Linked DNA regions of Homo sapiens: region 1 is linked to region 2. A link is an interaction called in ENCODE POLR2A ChIA-PET data of the cell type or tissue named here. Cell type or tissue: PC-9. All regions are shown on one strand. Links, peaks and the distances in the headings refer to the core of each region. The heading gives the core; the rest is flanking DNA. Region 1 holds the start of LOC124902715 (a long non-coding RNA gene). Region 2 has its middle 46 kb from the start of POLD3.

Region 1 (8,000 bases), core at 1-8,000, 250 kb before region 2:
AAATATTGGCATATATGTGATATATTACAATATTTTCTATAATTCTATATAGCCATTAAAAATGTTGACATAGATCTATATTAATATGGAAAACTTCATACGAGATGCTAAATTTTAAAAGGGCAGTAAAAGTGGCATGCATAATGTGATCTAAAATCTATTTTTTAAAAAGTCTTAAGCTTAAATTTTTGATAAACATTTAAACATGTTTATTAAGTGGCAGGATTACTGGCGATTTTCCCTTTCTGCTTTAAAACTTTTTGATAACCTGAAGGTTTTTTCCCAATTAACAGAAATGCACAATTCTGCTTATGTTCATAAGCAGAAAAAAATAAAGCTATTCTAATTTATTAAAAGCTTCACTCATTACATATTTTAACAAAATATTTTATTTTATACTAGAGACAACAGTTGTAACAGCTTCTGGAAAATTCCTTAATTTGGCTTCCAAGTAGTAGTTAAGTGATTTTATTAATACTTAAACCATAAAAATAATTATACTAATATAGTAACCTTATAACTACTGATCCTGACCCTAAACAATAAGACGAGGAAAAACAGCACACTGCAGAAATAACCTGAGTAACCTGCTATTCTAATTGAATTTGATCGTGTTTTGAATGCTCCAAGTGTGTTCTTTTCTTTGAAAAGCACATTATTTGATAAAACTGTTTCTCCACATCTGGGTAGTTATAAATAGCAAAAGGAGACAACAACCATATCTAATGTTCTTGGATTCTGAACATCCTATAAATTAACTGTTCTTCCCTCATGTAGTTAAAATTTAAACATTCTATTGAGAATTTTTCCTTCTCCTTAATACCACACCTGTTACCTGTATATCTTAAAGATATACTATGAGATTCTATACTTATTTTCTGGTTCTAGAAAGAGATATGCTAGCACATGCTAAAAGTGGGCATTTCTTCAATTATATAACATTTCAAAAGAAAGAAGAAAAAATAGCAATAGTGTAGCAAAAAAAAAAAACCACTGGAAATCTTTTTTTTTTTTTCTTTTTTTGAGACGGGGTCTTGCTCTGTTGCTAAGGTGGGAGGGCAGGGATGCAATCACGACTCACTGCAGCCTCAACCTTCCAGGCTCAAGCAATCTCCCCAGCTCAGCCTCCTGAGTAGCTGAAACCACAAGCATGCACGACCATGCCCGGCTAATTTTTTAAAAAATTTTTTGTAGTGACGAGGTCTCACTACTATCAGGGAATCTGTCCCGATATTCATGTAGGTTCTTTTCCATTTTCCTTAAGCATCGGCCAGCTTGAGAAATAAAGGGACAGAGTACAAAAGAGAGAAATTTTAAAGATGGGCATCCAGGGGAAACATCACATGTCAGTAGGTTCCGTGATGCCCAAGCCGCAAAAACCAGCAAGTTTTTATTAGAGATTTTCAAAAGGGGAGGGAGTGTGTGAATAGGTGTGGGTGACAGACATCAAGTACTTAACAGGGTAATAGAATATCACAAGGCAAGTGGAGGCAGGGTGAGATTATAGGACCACAGGACCGAGGCGAAATTAAAATTGCTAATGAAGTTTCGGGTACCACTGTCATTGATAACATCTTATCAGGAGACAGGGTTTTGAGATCAACCGGTCTGATCAAAATTTATTAGGTGGGAATTTCCTCTTCCTAATAAGCCTGGGAGCGCTATGGGAGACTGAAGTCTATTGCATCTCTGCAGTCTCGACTATAAGAGATGACCACGCCCAGGGGGGCCAGTTCAGAGACCCACTCCCAGGTGGGTATTCTCTTTCTCAGGGATGTTCCGTGCTGAGAAAAAGAATTCAGCGATATTTTTCCCATTTGCTTTTGAAAGAAGAGAAATATGACTCTGTTCCACCCGGCTCACCAGTGGTCAGAGTTTAAGGTTATCTCTCGTTTCCTAAACATTGCTGTTATCTTGTTCTTTTTTTAGGGTGCCCAGATTTCATATTGTTTAAACACACATGCTCTACAACTTGTGCAGTTAATGCAATTATTACATGGTCCTGAGGCGACATACATCCTCCTCGGCTGACAGGATTAAGAGATTAAAGTAAAGACAGGCATGGGAAATCACAAGGGTATTGACTGGGGAAGTGATAAGTGTCCATGAAATCTTCGAAACTTATGTTTAGAGATTGCAGTAAAGACAGGCATAAGAAATTATAAAAGTATTAATTTGGGGAACTAATAAATGTCCGTAAAATCTTCACAATCCATGTTCTTCTGCCATGGCTTCAGCCGGTCCCTCCGTTTGGGGTCCCTGACTTCCCACAACACACTATATTGCCCAGGCTGGTCTCGAACTCCTGGGTTCAAATGATCCTTCTACCTCAGCCTCCGAAAGTGCTGGGATGTGAGCCACTGTGCCCAGCCAAATCCCCAGAAATCATAAAATATATCTAGCTGTATCATGAACCAGCCATATATACATCCTTCACAAGTCATTTCTAATAAGAGAAGGGGCTGTGAAACTAGATGATTAGAAATTCAATTAGATAAGTACTTGGTGAAGAGCTATGTGCAAGATATTATATTAGACACAGTGGAGTTAAAGAGACTAAAACAAACAGATCTATCTTGAAAGATTTATAATCGAATAAGAAAAAGCTTTTAAAAATAATCTGCTTGTTCTGTGGTATAACAACATATTTTAAACTTTCTAGATAAATAAAGCTACTTTTTAAATAAATAAATAAAAATAAGAAAAAGGCCAGCTCAACATTCAGTTCATGATACACTACACAGCCAAATGGATTTAAGTGCAATGTTCATTTTAATAAAGTACTTTATATTAATATTTTACAGTTCAAGGCAGTAAGTTAATAAAAGGAAACTTTAAAATGTAATTTCGAAGATAATTAGGTCCTAAAAGTTTACTTACCTTTAAAATATCCCTTCACAAGTTAATGACTGCCTTATAGAGCTACTAATCACTTCAGTAACCCATTGACTATATCTGACTAGTCTGTTCTCTGGCTAAGGACTAAAAAACTGCATGCTTACTACTTGAATAATTCAGCCCACAATGGGGAGAAAATACCCCTTGAAAATGAACCAGAAGGCCAGGGAAGGTGGTACGTGCCTGTAGCCCCACCTACTCAGCCAGCTGAGGCAGGAAGATTACTTGAGGCCAAGAGTTTCAGTCTGTAGTGTACACCTGTGAATAGCCAACGCATTCCAGCCTGGACAACATAGCAAGACCTCATTTACTTTTTTAAAAAGAGAACCAGAACGGAGGAAGAAAAAAAGAAAATGGATAGGTCGAGAAACCAATCCAAAGAAAGCCTAAGCCACTCATATGCTCCACAGAATAACTGAAAGCAGTTCACCTTTCCCAATGTAAAAACCAGGAAAATGAATAGTCTAGAAGCAAGGCTGCTTTTCCCCCACCTTCAATCTTTTCCCCCACCTTCAGTCTTTCAGAGTCCAATGATTCAAAGAAGACAAGACCATCCTGGATTATGTGTTTCCCAAATCAAAACAAAGCAACTATTATTGAACCATGAAGTCAAAGTTAAGCATCTAACAAGCAAAGCAGAAGAAATAATGGTGTATATAATAAGCTTAATTCAACCAATAAATAACATTTTTTAGAGATAAATCTATTTCAAAAGACAAAGATGGCTAAGTCTTATATAAACTGAAAACATTAAAAGATATCAATACTGAAGTAATATCTTCCTAGAATTTTTTCATTTCAACATGCATTAACTGCACATCCTTACATAACAAGAACCAATACTACAAAATCCTTTCCATTAAGATGTATATCCAGATGAAGGACTGAGCATGTGTTAATACTCTCCTTCCATTTAAAAACACCATAAAATGTCAGAAAACTTTTAATAGAATAAATATATAATAGAATGGAAAAACAACAACAAAAAAGCATGCCATTAGCAATCAAGATCACAAATACCCAAAAGATAGAACTGGTTTTCAGATTTAAGTCTTATAAACAAGAAATCACGGAAAACATACAAATGGTCGATTAACATAAATGCTACTGCTCTGTAGTAATCAAGGAAATGTAAATTAAAACAATGAGATATTTTAATCTAGCAGATAGTAAAATATCAAAACAATGAAAAAGGTTTGGCAAGGATTTGAGGAAAATGGACTCTATACTGTTGTCGAGAGAGTAAGTTGAAAAAGTCTTTTTAAAAGGCAATTTGTTAACATCCAACAAAACCATGTCTGCTTTATTTTTTATTTTTTTTGAGACAAGAGTCTTACTCTGTCACCCAGGATGGAGTGCAGTGATGCAATCACAGCTCACTTCAGTCTCGACCTCCTGGGCTCAAGCAATCCTCCTGCCTCAGCCTCCCGAGTAGCTAGGACTACAGGCATGTGCCACCATGTCCAACTAATTTATTTTTTGTAGAGATAGGGTCTCACTATATTGCTCAGGCTGGTCTCAAACTCCTGGGCTCAAGAGATCCTCCTGCCTCAGTCTCCCAAAGTGTTGGGATTATGGCCATGAGCCAATGTGCCCAGCCTCTTACCATTTCCCACTTTCACTTCTAAGAATTTAACTGAAGGGATTGTATTTGCCCACATATGTTTGTGGGTGCTCAGCACAGCATTCCTTTAAAACTGGGGGAAACGGGCTGGGCCTGTAATCCCAACACTTTAGGAGGCCCAGGAGGGAGGATTGCTTGAGCCCAGAGGTTCAAGTCCAGCCTGGGCAACACACTGGGCATGGTGGCATGTGCCTGTAATCTCAGCTACTTGGGAGGCTAAGGTGGGAGGATCACTTGAGCCCAGGAGACAAAGGCTACAGTGAGCTGAGATCACACTACTGCACTCCGGCCTGGGTGATAGAGTGAGACCCTGTCTCAAAAAAAAAAAAAAAAAAGAGTATCTACATTAAAAACATACACACCACCCCCCCACCCAAAAAAATATGCTGTTCAGTGGAAAAAGGAAGTCACCAAATAGATTGTATTATTTCTCAAAAATCCTTCCTTCCGGCCAAGCGTGGTGGCTCACACCTGTTATCCTGACACTTTGGGAGGAAGAGGCAGGAGGATTGTTTGAGCCCAGCAGTTCAAGACCAGCCTGGACAACACAGCAAGACCCTCATCTCTACAGAAATAAAAACTTTTCAAGTATCCAGTCATGGTGGTGTGCTCCTATACTTTCAGCTACTCAGGAAGCTGAGGCAAGTGGATCACTTAAGAGCCCAGGATCCAAGAGTGCAATGAGCTACGATTCCAACACTGCACTCCAGGCTGGGTAAGAGAGAGAGAATATCTCTCTTCAAACAAACAACCTAGCTTCTCTGAAGTATTTAGCCTTAGACTATAACACTCATGACCCCTCTCTGTCACTCTCCTTCATTCACAGAAAAACTTGGCACTTAAATTTTAATTTCTCTCCAACTACTCCAGTGATCATTCCTGAAGGTCTCAATATTGGCATACTCTCTCAGTTCCTTCACCTCCTCCTTAAATACATCTTTTTCTCCATCCTATTTCAGCTATCTACTCCATGGTCATACCCTAAACTTTGTGATATCCATAACTAAACTATCTCCCAAGGCTCACATTTAAGCCTTTTATATTGAGACCACCACTTCCTAGCTTTCCAGCTTTATTTATATATGCTAGCAATCCTACTTTTACAATTTTCACCATCAAAGTTTCCGATCCATTGACCCTACAACTAACTCTTTCACTATCACATCCTTCATGTCCTCAATTTTCCCCTTAACCTAGATCCATCATCCAAAACTGTAACAACTTCCTTGTATACACCTCCAAGTGCATCTACTGCATCTCTCCATCACACTTCTGACAAAATCCCAAGCCCAATTAAACCCAACATATTGCTTACTCTCAAAGTGTCCTAACTAGTCTTATTGCCATTGTTGTCCCAGGAGACAGAGGCAGCTAGTTGCCAATCCAATATCCATTTTCTCCTTCCTTACTAAGAGAACCCTGATTTTACTTAGAAAGTTAATGTTCCTAGCTAAAACACTATGCTTTCCAGCCTCCCTAGTAGCTAGAGGAGTCTGTGATATCCCCAGTGCCTAGCACATACTAGGGGCACAATAAATATTTCATTAACCAATGAATATATATATATCATGATCTCATTTATACAGAAGACTAAAGTGTTTATGTATGTGTCTGCATGCATAAGTAAGCATATAAGGGGTCTAAGATAAACACTAAACTATTGATTCTAGGTACTTCTGGGAAGGACAGTGGGAAGAAAGGTAAAAAGGGACTTTCATATTTTGCTCTAATCATTTTTGCGTTATTTTTCTTATGTTAAAAAAAGACAACTAACTACAACACATGCAGAAAGAAAAAAATCTAAATATATTTAGAAATATAAGCTTATTCACAGAATGATAAAATTTAGAAACTCATAGTGACCTCAGTAAGCATACCAACTCAAAAGCCTCTGGCTAGAAAGGATGTTAAGAACACAGCTCCCTGTCCTTAGTAGGCCCCTCAGTCTTGGTTCAGTACTGTTCTACAGTAGTCCCTTACCCCAGCCTGGTGTGTTCCCAAATCTCCCACAGGTAATAGAATCTAGGATTTTTAAATAAAGTAATACCTTTTAAAAGAACTAGAATTAGAGGAATAAAAATTCTTGTTAACTTTTTACAGCCTTTATAGAGGTTTTTACTGTCACTTAAAGTAATAGAGTATACTAAGTGAAAAGTATATTAGTAGCATATCACACATCAAATTAGTAATAATGAGTTGTGTAGAATTAATTTCCACTTATCTTCCTTTGCTCAGTAGAAACTTTTGAAGATCTACTGAGATCTGTTTTAGAAATCACTATATCACTTCAATAAAATCCTTCATTCCCATTTACTGCTAATCCCTGTTCCCATACCCTATCCCAATCGACCACTAATCTACTATCTGTCACTACTATTTGTCTATTCTGGCCATTTTCTATAAATGGAATCACAACATATAATCTCTTAGATCTGGCTTCTTTCACTTACCATCTTTTTGAGGTTCACCCATGTGGTAGCATGTATCAGTGGTTCACTCCTTTTTATTGCTGAATAGTATGCCATTGTATGGATATGCCATACTAGTGCCTTTTAATGTTATGGCTTAGACTTCCATTTTCCAGGTTGTACAATGGATGTAGGATAACTTGGGTACTTGGGGTGGGTGAGATGGACCGGTAGCTAACTTTTATTTAAGCCAAATGATATAGATGAGTGTTTCTCAAATCCAATCCAGTTTATACACAATGAGATTATCCTAGCTTCACTCAAAAACATTATGGCATCAGCCCCTTTTAAAACCACTGTCCCATACCTCTCCTCTAACAGGAACACAAATGACAGTTCCTCAAGGTTTCCTTCTCTCTCCCAAGGTTTATAAAAACCCCTACTCTTGCCAGGCATGGTGGCTCACACCTGTAATCCCAGCACTTTGGGAGGCAGAGGCAGGTGAATCACGAAGTCAGGAGTTCGAGACCAGCCTGGCCAACATAATGAAACCCCCTCTCTACTCACAAATACAAAATTTAGCTGGGCATGGTGGCACACGCCTGTAGTCCCAGCTACTTGGGAGGCTGAGGCAGGAGAATCACTTGAACCTAGGAGGCAGAGGTTGTGGTGAGCCAAGACTGCACCGCTGCACTCCAGCCTGGGCAACAGAGCAAGACTCCGTTTCAAAAAAAAAAGAAACCCTACTCTTACTATGTCTTTTGCTTCACCTCCTTTTTCTACCTCCTACTCCTTGTTTTCTCTAAGATTACCTTCCAGCTGATAGCTTCAAAATTTCCACATTTTCAAAATGTCTAAAAAGATCTATTAGAAGTAAATATTGTATGTGTACATTCTGAAATTTTATTTAAGAACCTGTTCTTTTTATGTGGTCCCTGAAAATAATTTTTCAACAGAAAAAAAAACTTTGTAAGTAGTTTTAAAAGAGACAAAAACCTCACAATGCCAATATAAATGAAGCACGAAGATTCAGGTCAACATCTGACACCCTCATTTACAAGCAAAGATCA
Region 2 (12,604 bases), core at 2,318-10,317:
ACCCAAGATAGCCATCAGAACAAAGGCCCAGAGCTGCACTCTGCTGCACTCCTCTATGTCTCCCACACCAAACTTCTCTTTAAAAACCCTATGGTAAATTATAAAAATTTATAAACTAGCACTTTCGTATCTCAGTTTGTTGGCTCTCCAGTTAAACCTGCTTTTCCTCCCACCAACCCTCGTCTCTCCTGTTTGGCTTTTGAGCAGCAAGCAGCCGAACGTGGTTCCAGTTACAGTACCAACCAGGAGGAATGACAATGAAATACTCTTTACGTGAAAAAGCAGGTTGCACAGTAATGTATATTGCACGCCCTTGTTTTTGTTTTACGAAAGAGAAAACAGCCAGGTGTGGTGTTGCATGCCTGTAGTTTCTGCTGTTGGGAAGGCTAAGGTAGAAGGATCCCTTGAGCCTGGGAGTTTGAAGCCAGCCTGGGAACATAGCAAGACCTGGTCTCTAAAAGAAATAAAATAAATTAAATTAAATTAAGGAAAAATAAGGCCTTTGTATGCTTATATTTTTGTATTAGTGAAAAAAAGTGTGACAAGTTACACAATATGGTGTTAATACTGGTTAACTGGGGCGTGGGCTGGGGAATGGTGATACGGGAGTGGTGAAGGTATTACAGGGAAGAAGGGAGAAATTAACATGTATTTTATATGTTAACTTTTTATTGTTCAACTTATTATAAAGAATATAAAATACTCTTCTAATAAAAAAAGTGTATTGGTCTGTTCTCATGTTGCTAATAAAGACATACTGGAGACTGGGTAATTTATAAAGAAAAAGAGGTTTAACGGACTCAGTTTCACATGGCTGGGGAGGCCTCATAATCACAGCGGATGGCAAAGGAGGAGCAAAGACCCGTCTAACATGGCGGCAGGCAAGAGGGCTTGTGCAGGGGAACTCCCATTTATGAAACCACCAGATCTTGGGACACTTACTACCACAAGAACAGTATGGGAGAAACCGCCCCCATGATTAAATTATCTCCACCTGGCCCCACCTTTGATATGTGGAGACTATTACAAGTCAAGGTGAGATTTGGAGGGGGACACAGCCAAACCATATCAGAAAGTATATTTAAAAATTAAACTAAAAAATAGCATAGGTTTGGCAGTCAGAAAAATGCAAGTTTGAATTCCCACTCTATCACTAACAAGCTTGGTAACTATAAATAACCTATTTAAACCTCTCTGAGCCTGTTTGTCATCTGTTAAAATAGGTGTAATACACCCCAGAGTTGTTTTGAGGATTAAATGACAGAATTTATTTAAGTGCTGAGCACATAGTAGGTCCTCAAATAAATGATAGCTATTATTATTCCCATTTAGGATTGGATTGACTTGGAGGAACCCTGAGCAAGTTAATGGCACCTTTCAGCAGTTGAGTCCCTTCAGAAACAGAATTCACACCAGACACTTTAACAGAGAGAATGTAATATAGGGAATTAGTTAAATAGGCACTAGAGGACTGAAAAAAGAGAGTAAGGAGATAACAGAGAGAATTACTATAAGCAGCTACCTCCCCCCAGGGGTGGGGGAATAAAGGGAAGAGGATAGGGTTGTCAAAACCTAGAAGCTTTGCATCTGGGCATGTTCTCAGAGAGCCTTCCTAAATCTGGAAACTGGCACCAACTGCTGTTGTCAAGGTGAATGGCCTTTGCTGGGGGTTGCTGACACGACAGGAGGCAAACAGAAGCAACAGATTCCCTCTCCCTCCGCCAGTGTTCCAGCTTTCTCTAGGGCCCTTTACAGCAGAGTCTAACGGGGCAAGGCTGGCAAAGGCAAAGTGTGGTTTACAAGTCCTAGCCCCAGCTTCTCAGAGTTTAGGCTCAGCTATAAAAGGTGTAGCTAAGAGACACTAGCACACTTACATCAAATCAGCTTTCTTTAACTGTTGTTCAACCATGAGTTAGAGGACAGCTGAGTGCCATGAAGGGGAAGGGCTGGAAGGAGCACCAGAGGTAGCAGTACTAACCCTCACCTTTATTTTCCAGGGCAATTCAGCCTGGACTCAAACTTGCATACTCCATTCTGCAAAACAAAAGCCGTTTGTTTGTCCAACCCCATCTCCTTAGGAAACTGCTGAGTGAACATTCATTGTTGTTCATTCTCATCTTTCATTATTCATCACAGTATTCCTTACAACAACTAGAGTACTCTGTCCCAGAAGAGTTCTGATATACACAATTTTGCCCACCTTGTTAAATTTCTAGCAATACTTTGGTACCCAGGGATGTTTTGGCATCTGTTATAAACTGGGGTCTTGGTCAGCTGCTCAGCTGACCTGCCCCTTCCTCCAGCTCAGATCCCCATTGTATGACCCTGGGCACGTCACTTCTTTTTTTTTGAGTCAGAGTCTCCTCTGTCGCCCAGGCTGGAGTGCAGTGGCATGATCGCAGCTCACTGCAGCCTCGATCTACTGATCTCAAGTGATCCCCCTACCTCAGCCTCCCAAGTAGCTGGCACTGCAGTCATGCTACCAGGTCTGGCTAATTAAAATTAAAAAAAAAATTCTTCAAGAGACAGGTTCTCTTGCCTAGGCTGGTCTCGTGGCCTCAAGCCCAGATTATAGATCTGACCCACCACACCCAACTTTTACTTTATGTCTTTGGTCCTCAGTTTCCCGTGGTATAAAATGAGAGCTTTAGGCTAGATTATCCCTAAAATTCCTCACAATTCCAGCATTCTATAATTTTGCCTATATTATAAACAAAATGAGTCATTGTGTTACAGGGAAGGGGTCCCAATCCAGACCCCAAGAGAGGGTTCTTGGATCTCAAGCAAGAAATAATTCAGGGTGAGTTTATAAAGTAAAAGCAAGTTTACTAGGAAAGTAAAGGAATAACGAATGGCTACTTTATAGACAGAGAAGCCCCAAGGGCTGCTGGTTGTCCATTTTTATGGTTATTTTTTGCTTATATGCTAAACAAGGAGTGGATTATTCATACCTTCCCTTTTTAGACCATATAGGGTAACTTCTTGACGTTGCCAATGGCATTTATAAACTGTGACAGCGCTGTTGGGAGTGTAGCAGTGAGGACGACCAGAGGTTACTCTTGTCGCCATCTTGGTTTTCATGGGTTTTGGCTGGCTTCTTTACTGGCAACCCGTTTTATTAGCAAGGTCTTTATGACCTGTATTTTGTGCCGACCTCCTATCTCATTCTGTGACTTAGAATGCCTAACAGTCTGGGAATGCAGCCCAGTAGGCTTCAGCTTTATTTTACCCAGCCCCTATTTAAGATGGAGTTGCTCTGGTTCACACTCCTCTGACAATGGCATTTGTTACAAAAAAAGATAATAAGCTAAAAATGAGTGTTCCAAAAAGTTAGATTTTTAATGACTTTGAGGCTAAAGTTAAGGCTTATTATACTATTATTATTACATTTAGGTTAAAACTGTACCTTGACATAAAGAATTTGATGCTTTGGCCCAACTCAGGTATGAAATATCAATTAACACTTATTAATGGCCTATTATGGGCTGTGTGCTGTACTCCATGTGCTGATCCAGAAGAAAGAGAAAATATCACCAAGCCTCAAGTCTGAGGAACTTGTAACCATAACAATAATTAACTGATAAGATGACAAAGCAAGTGATCAATACTTGAGTAATGTACCAACTTGTTCTGAAATGAAATTGGCTGGGTGCATTATAATGATGTTTATTGGTGCAGGAATAAGATTTTTCAAAGGAAATAAATGAGCTGAGTTCTTTAGAATTCCACATATGCTTCACTTATTTAAAAATGAAAAAAAAAATCTGGCGATTAACAAGGTAATGAAATTTGATAATATTGGACCAAAAAGACAATAACTGTGTTAGAGTCAGTGAAGAAAAACAAAATTCACACTTAGGACTGACCCACCAAGTTGAAATGCTGTGTGAAGTTATTAACTGCTTCCTTAAGTAATGTGTCTAATAGTGCTTGGGGCTAGATTATCAGGCTGAAAGGGTAGATTAATCCACTGCCCCCCACTAGTGCTATGCTCTAGAAATGTCTTTCTCCAAGAGTCCTAGTACCTCTGAGATTCCTTACTTCTTTTTTGAAACGGAGTCTCACTCTGTAGCCCAGGCTGGAGTGCAGTGGTGTGTTCTCAGCTCACTGCAACCTCTGCCTCCAGGGCTCAAGCAATTCCCCTGCCTCAGCCTCCCAAGTAGCTGGGATTACAGGCGCCCCCCCACGGTGCCTGGCTAATTTTTGTATTTTTAGTAAAGACGGTTTTGCCATGTTGGCCAGGCTGGTCTCGAACTCCTGACCTCAGGCCTCCCAAAGTGTTGTGATTACAGGTGTGAGCCACCGCGCCTGGCTGATTTTCCTTACCTCTGCCACTGGCCCTGCCTGAACACTCTTCTCATAACTTGTCTGAATACTTCTCAGCCTACACAGCCTAGCTTAAGCACCAGCATCTAGTGAAGTCTCTGGTGCATGAAATATTAGCATGTGTGAACTATCCTCTCTGCTGAATGGACAGAGCTGATTTTAACAATCTCTGACTATCTGTACCCCACCTCCTATAGCCTGTAATTACAGTCACCCGCAGGAACACCTCTCCATCACCTGGGAAGAATAAACACAATGCCTAGATCAACTGGGAGGGTGTGTGAATGCAGATCAGTCCCAGGAAACATTTGACCAATTGCATTTTCTCTCTCTCTGCCTCTCTTTGGTCTCCCTCCCTCTTCTCCCTAACCATTTTCTTGGTCTCTTTAAACTTCTACCTCCTTGTAGAACTCCCTCATCATGGAAGAGGAAGCACGAGATCTTTGAAAAGCTACACATCATTTGGAGACTCTTGCGTCCTTCAGCTCCTGCAGAATGAAACATCACATGACAAACCAAATCTTCTTTTAAAATATTAACTACTGGTCGGGTGTGGTGGCTCACGCCTGTAATCCCAGCACTTTGGGAGGCTGAGGCGGGCAGATCACCTGAGGTCAGAAGTTCAAGACCAGCCTGGCCAACATAGAGAAACCCCGTCCCTACTAAAAATACAAAAATTAGCCAGGCATGGTGGTGCATACTTGTAATCCCAGCTACTTGGGAGGCTGAGGCATAAGAATCACTTGAACCCAGGAGGCAGAAGTTGCAGTGAGCTGAGATGGCATGACTTCACTCCAGCCTGGGTGAAAGAGTGAAACTCCATTTCGTTTTTTTGTTTTGTTTTGAGACGGAGTCTCGCTCTGTCACCCAGGCTGGAGTGCAGTGGCACCATCTCGGCTCACTGCAAGCGCCGCCTCCCAGGTTCACACCATTCTCCTGCCTCAGCCTTCCGAGTAGCTGGGACTACAGGCACCCGCCACCACACCCGGCTAATTTTTTGCATTTTTAGTAGAGATAGGGTTTCACCGTGTTAACCAGGATGGTCTCAATTTCCTGACCTCCTGATCCACCCACGTTGGCCTCCCAAAGTGCTGGGATTACAGGCGTGAACCACCGCGCCAGGCTGTGAAACTCTATTTCTAAATAAATAAATAAGTAAATACCTACCACCCAAAACACAACTTCTTCATTGTGTCACTGTGCAAACAAAGTCTCTGTCTCCTTACTCCTTTCCAAAGACCACACTTCCTTGTTGAGACAAGAGAGAAAACCCAGATTTGCCCCTGTAGTAGGTTGACTAGTAGCCGCTAAAGATGTTAGATCCCAATCCTTGAAACCTGTAAATGTTATTTTATATGGAAACAGTGTCTTTGCAGGTGTAATTAAGTTAAGGATCTTGCAGTGAGGAGATTATCCTGGGTGGGCCCTAAATGTAATCACACGCATTACATATGACCTTGGCCTGACACCTTAATTTTGGCTGAGTGAAAATGATTTCAGATTTCTGACCAACAGAACCGTGTGAGAATAAATTTCTGGGTTTTTTGTTTGTTTGTTTTTAAAGAGATCAGGTCTTTCTCTGTCACACAGGCTGGAGTGCAGTGGTGCAATAATAGCTCACTGCAGCCTCAAACTCCACGGCTCAAGGGATCCTTCCACCTCAGCCTCTCAAGTAGTTAGGGCTACAGAGGTGCATCACCATGCTCAGGTAATTTTATTTTATTTTATTTATTTATTATTTTTTTTGCAGAGATGAAGGTCTCATTATGTTGTGCAGGCTGGTCTCAAACCCCTGGCCTCAAGCAATTCTCCTGCCTCTGCCTCCCAAAGCTCTGGGATTATGGGCATGAGCCACTGTGGCCCGGCCCATGACTTAACTCTAGTTGTAGTCCTTGTGGTTAGCAACAGAGGTGGGGCAGATCCAGAGGTGTATGGTAAGAACACCTGACAGCAATAACTTAAGCTTACCCTGAGAATGACCCTGTATGGCAAACACACCTGAATGTGTGTTCTGAGCTAGGGAATTGGGAAGTGGCCAAACCACAGACTCGTTTCTTGTCAATGAGGAACATTTGAGCCTCTGGCGCATCCCGTGGAACACGGGCTGTACAGGGGATCAAAGCATTGGGTTTAGGGTTAAATGAAGGTTGTCAGGTGGAGGTTGTTAGGGGGAGGGTACTAAGTGAACATGCTATAGAAACTGCAGGCCTTTTGCAAGCGGCTGCAATTCTCCCGCCCAGCCTACCACCACTGGACCTGTTCACCACCACTGGACCTGTTCTCTTGTCCAGCCCGCCGCTGCTGGACTCTCCCCTGTATGTAAGCCCCCAGTAAAACCCCATGTCTCATTTGCTGGCTCTGGGTCTCTTTTTTGGCCTCTTGAACCTGGTGCCATCCCCACTGGAGTTGATAGGGGTTTGGCACAACATGAGGGAGGCACATTTTATCTTGAGGGTCTGAGTTCTCTGCATTGCCTTCAAACAAGCGAGGGAGGTGGGGGTGCTAGCTCTTAAGAGGAGAAGGGCACAACTTCTGAATGCTCAGAGGATTTAGAGGAGTCTGGGAGTTCAAAATATACCCACATGTCCCCATCCTAAGTGCCAGAGTTCTACTAACCTTAGCGTATTGGACCTATCGTGGTCATTTAATTTTCTCTGGAGCTTGATGGCTGTATTAATTCCCAGCTCAGGTCTTCAGCTTTTTCTGCCTTCTTGCTGTAGGAATTGAAAGCCTCTTTGTAAGCTTTCACATTTGGCTTTCATTGCCTGTTAAATGCCTGCAGCTTTTTATTGTCTTTTTCTAACATATCCATGAATTTAGCAATAGTCACTCAATTCCATTATAGTCACTCGATTTCCATAATAGAAACAGTTAGTTTCTCCTATACCTCCCAAATGCTGAATACATTGAACCAGCTAGTGAATTCCCCTCCATGTCTAAAAAAACCCTAATTCATCACGGGTAAGAGGTTTTTGGTTTTTTTTCTTTTGAGACGGAGCGTCACTCTGCTGCCCAGGCTGGAGTGCAGTCGCGTGATCTCAGCTCACTGCAACTTCTGCCTCCTGGGTTCAAGCGATTCTCCTGCCTCAGCCCCCTGAGTAGCTGGGATTACAGGCATGCACCACCAGCACGCCCAGTTAGTTTTTGTATTTTTAGTAGAGAAAGGATTTCACCATGTTGGCCAGGCTGGTCTCAAACTTGTGACCTCAGGTGAACCACCTGCCTAGGCCTCCCAAAGTGCTGGGATTACAAGTGTGAACCACCGCACCCAGCCACTGGTAAGAGTTTTAACAACCTTGTGCCAGGTGTTGTCTCTGCTCCTTCTATCACCAGTGATGAGTTCCTTATGGCCAACAAGGTGGTGAGTGATCCAGGTTTAAAATCCCATCTTACCACCTGCATTTTTGGGTCATTCCTGGCACCAATTCCTTAGAAGGAAGAAACACTGAACAGAGGGAAAGCCTGAAAGCTATATAGGTCTGACAAAGCTTCAGCCAATCCATGGGGACCTCTGGAACATACATAACCCATCAGTGTTTCCCATGGTGGGCCAAAATGGCCAAACTTTTATACCCATGCCTTGCTCAGTCACCTCACATGAGCTGCTCCAAGAACGGCAAGGCCTTGGGTAAAGCAGCTCGCTAAGCAACTAGGGCAAATCCTAAAGGAGATGACAGCTAGAATTTGTCTGCTGGCAACACCCTCATCAATTAGGGCAACTAGTCCTCCTTGAAGAGGGATATAGTGCAGCATATTCGGGTCTACCGCAGATAACATGCCAGTCATTTTATACACATCATCTCATTTAATCCTTACAACAACTATCAGACATCCATAGTACAGATAAGGAAATTGAAGCTCAAAGAAGCTAAAGAACTTTCCCCAATAATTAGCTTCCAGAACAGGTATTAGAACCTATGTCCATCTTATTTCATACATTAATGTAGATTTCTGAAGAATATCTAATAGAGTGCTTGAAGAAGAAAAGGGTAATGTACCGATCAGGCTCACAACAGAAAATAGCACAATTAGGATAATTCAAGGATGCGTTTTTTCGGGTTTTGCTTTGTTTTTCACAAAGGGATGATTTTTTTTTCTTTGAGATGGAGTCTAGCTCTGTCACTAGGCTGGAGTGCAGTGGCACGATCTCAGCTCACTGCAACCTCTGCCTCCTGGGTTTCAGCGATTTTCCTGCCTCATCCTCCCGAGTAGCTGGGACTACAGGTGTGCGCCACCATGCTCAGCTAATTTTTGTATTTTTAGTAGAGACACGGTTTCACCATGTTGGCCAGGATGGTCTCAATCTCTTGACCTTGTGATCCACCTCTTGACCTCGTGATCTGCCTGCCTCAGCCTCCCAAAGTGTTGGGATCACAGGCGTGAGCCACCACACCTGGCCAGGGATGATTTTAAAGTGTCATGTTCTAACTGAGGTCTGAGGGGAGTTGGTGGACCAGTGGCGGGCAGCTGAAAGAACACTCAAGGAATCATATAGGGATTTTCGACATGGCTTTTTCTCTCTGGGCACAAGTGAGCTTGGGCACAAGCCATGGGTACAAGTGGTGGGCGCAAGCTGTATGTATAGCATCAGCTGGATAGTTACACCTTTTACAGACAATAATGGCTCTGAGCCAAGCAAGAGCACACCTGGTTACCTAATGTGCCTCACATGGCATGGTTACATAACGTGCAGAGTTGTGCACCTGTGCTCCAAACCTGCTGAGTCATGCTGTGCTGGAAGGCCACTTCAGCCTATTCCTGACTAAAGCAGAACCATTACCCTTATACTCCACCCCCAGGCCAAGGCCATCCTCCAGGAAGGGACAAGTGCCCAGAGACTGGACCCTTATACTCCACCCCCTAGGCCAAGGCCATCCTCCAGGCAGGGACACATGCCCAGAGACTGGAGCCCTGAATCCATAACCCACAACAACCACACGGAGAGCAATAGCTCACTACTAGGATCCCAGCTATGCTACTTTTGACTATTAGGGCCCAGCATAGGCTAGAGCCCAGGGATGCCCACCCTGCAGGGGGTTGTCAGTAAGGCTCCTGACTACCTTAATCTCCCGTGAGACTCCTTGCAGGGCTGCTGTTATGTTCTGCCAATTGTCAGGGATAAAGGTACCACACTGTGTTCCTAAAAGAGCACAGGTGCCTCCTTGGACAGCAGTCATTAAGTCTAAGGCCATTCAGTTTTGCAACACCACCTTTCTGATCTGATCAACCTCATCTGTTAACAGGAGGAGAGCCACTTGGGTGTGATTCAGAGCCCAAGCGGTGTGCTCTGCAAGAGCAGTAACTTGTGCTTCTACAGTTATGACACCCGCTCCAAGAACAGTCATTGCCAAGGGGTAGAACCACCAGGGGGCTTGTTGCACTGGCAAAAACTGAGAATGTAGTGCCTCCCCATTATTGGGATGGGCATCTGGGGAGAACAGTGGCAGGTACATAAGGCCACCCCTAGGTACAATATTCAGTCCAGTCCACTGGTAGGTAAGGACACCCTGTGTCACCACAGACCCATAAACTCCCAGGGGGCACAAAATCCATCGGGGCCTGATCTTGTCTACTTGCTACCTGGTTAAGGGCACTCGCTGTATCACTACTTGCTGTGTAACACTGGGTAGCGGTCTCCATTTAGGGTATGCCTGAGCACATGCTGGGCATTTCTGACAAGCCTCCCAAATATCTTGCATGGGCAGGGACAGACCCCAACACTTATTGACCTGTTGCATTAGTTTAACCCCAGTTTCCAGTGTAGCCACAAGGCCACATCTCAAGTAGGTGCTGTCTCTAACCATCAGACCTTGGCCAAAGCATCTGTCTCATCATTGCCAGGGGTGGCCAAAGGCATATGGCCTGACAGATGATAGTTACCTCTTTCTGATGACCCATTTCCCAGAGGTCTTGCCACATTGCTTAGCCCCATATGGTTCACTGGCCAACTAGCCACTTCTGTATTTTCCAGGTAGTTAACCACAAGGTTAAGCCTCGATAGACCTCCCAGCTATTGGTAAAGATTATCACAGGTGTCACCTCCTTGGTGATCACCATCCATACTGCTCTAAGTTCAGCCCATGGACTACTCTGTCCACATCCAGTTTCAAATCACATGGTGTCAGTACTAGGTTGGACCGCAAGAGTGGTCCAGGCAGCAGTATCATACCCCACTGGGTATGGGGGGACCCATCTGTGTATCATACCCATCTGTGTATCATACCCCATTGGGAATAGGGGGACGCCCTTCCTTAAATGGTGAAGGTTCAGGGTCTAAAGGTGCCTCAGGCCCCATGGCCTTGTCTTGCATTAGGACTACAGGTCCCAAGATCTCTTGCAACTCTACTGCTAAGGGACTTGTGCTCAGCGTACGCCACTGCTCCAAGTAGGCACCCCACTTTGCCAAAGTGGATGTCTGCACCGCCCCGTTTGGGAGGCTGTTATCCATGAACTCATCCATCCCGCTCTCGGGTAAGTTGTCCACACAACGACTGTAGCCCGTCCCCATCCTGCCATGCTCTCATGAGCCCGAAGGGCAGCATATGCAGTTACTAACTGCTTTCCCCATCCAGGGGGTTGTTATCCATGAACACACTCATTCCGCTATTGGGTAAGTTGTCTGCACAATGACTGTAGCCTGTCCTACCATGCTCTCATAAACCTGACGGGCAGCATATGCAGTTACTGACTACTTCTCTATCAATGAATACTGGAGCTCAACTCCTTTCCATAGTTGGGATGAAAAGCCTACTGGCGTTCTCAAGCTCTCCATGTGCTGCTATAGGCCCAGACAAAACTATCTGTGGTCACATGCACATCAAGTTTAAATAGGTGCCCCTGGTTAATTACCAGTAGGGCCTGTGCCTGCTGAATAGCCTGCTTGGCTGCCAGAAAGGCTGTCTCAGCCTCATCATCTTAATTCTAGGCAAGGGGAGCATTGCCACTTCTAAATCTGCAAGAGAATCAGAGGTTAGCATAATATCATTAACAAGACCATGACATATGGTGAGGCTCTGCATATAGCCCTCCGGCAGCACTGTGAAAGCCCACAGTCGCCTTCCCGTGAAGGTAAGCTGTTCCTGGCTTTTTGGAAAAGAATGCATTAGCCAAGTCCACCACACAGTGGTACGGTTCCAGTTCTATCATCAAACAGTCCATCAAATCCACGATTGATGGCATAGCTGCCAAGCTGTGTAAAACATCCACCCGCAGAATACATCTGCACTGGTGTCTACCAGCACCAGCACTTGCTGTACGTTGGTGGGGGACCAGTGAATTGCTAATTTCACATGTGGCCTCCTGTCATCCGGTGTTCCCCCAAGCCGGGCACCTCGGCCAGCTCCCTCATCAAACACAAAAGGCTTTACACCCCTGTCTGGCTGCAGCACATAGTCTTTGAGCTGAAGCACCCAGGTGGGACCAGGTCACGCAGCAGTGTCCTTCTTCCCCTTGGACATTTTCTGGAATTGCTGCTCTGGAGACAACTGTCTCCACAAAGTTAATAGTACTTCATTGGGCTGCTTATTAATTTTCTCTCAGTCAACCCCAGCCAAAATCAAATCTACCCACATCTGTAAGCGTGTCACTCAGTGGGACCCCCTTTCCTCCCATGGGGGGGCCCCCTGCGAGTGGGGCATCTTCTCCTTCTTTATGGTGCAAACCCAGACCAAGTGGGAGTCTCTCTGGCCAAGATGACGGACCCAGGATAGCATTCACAGCAGCTTCTAATTCCTTTTCCAAGCTCTGTGGCCAGGCCTCCAGGCACTCCGCCTATGCCTGGAGGTCCCTATTCATGGCAGCTTCTAACACTTCTGAGCTGCGTAACCAGGCCTTCTGGCACCTGGGAGGCCCTTACCTCTGCTGCATCCCTCAGGGACTGGGTGTGTACCTCTCATAGTGCAGTCAAAAACACCCATTCGACTCTGTCGGAAAGGCTCACCCCTTCTCAGTGCTCTGTGCTTCCAGATGCTTCAGCGCCTTCTCCATGCTCGCAGGGGGCCTATCTACCACTGCCCAGGTTTCCACTAGAGCCCATTTGAGCAGCACAGCTGCCACTGGGTACCACCATCCATGTTGCGGTCACATGGCCAACCTGGACTCAGTGGGGACCAAAGACTCACTCACTCTGGGATTGTGTTCGTGATGCCAATTGTCATGTTCTAACTGAGGTCTGAGGGGAGTCAGTGGACAAGTGGTGGCCAGCTGAAAGAACACTCAAGGAATCATAGCAAGTTTTCACATAGCATTTTCTCTGTCTCTCTGGATGCAAGCGAGCTTG

Evidence for each region. Peaks named below come from ENCODE experiments on the same cell type or tissue, not always from the same donor. Only the 100,000 strongest peaks of a DNase experiment are listed, where the experiment ranks them.
Region 1: POLR2A ChIA-PET joins it to region 2 with 5 read pairs; 2 of 35 experiments call an interaction of 5 or more read pairs at or near these places.

Annotation. Positions count from the first base shown.
Region 1 is chr11:74,792,077-74,800,076 of GRCh38, reverse strand. The region is part of intron 2 of RNF169 (ring finger protein 169); the gene reads right to left. LOC124902715 (a long non-coding RNA gene) reads left to right here and starts at 5,107. Exons shown (of 3, transcript XR_007062779.1): 1 at 5,107-5,237. In PC-9, for the core only: no CTCF peak of the experiment used is centred there; no DNase peak of the experiment used is centred there.
Region 2 is chr11:74,540,633-74,553,236 of GRCh38, reverse strand. No RefSeq gene overlaps it. Among named protein-coding and RNA genes, the nearest start is that of POLD3, 46 kb to the left of the region's middle. In PC-9, for the core only: no CTCF peak of the experiment used is centred there; DNase peaks (open chromatin) are centred at 5,528, 6,306 and 9,026.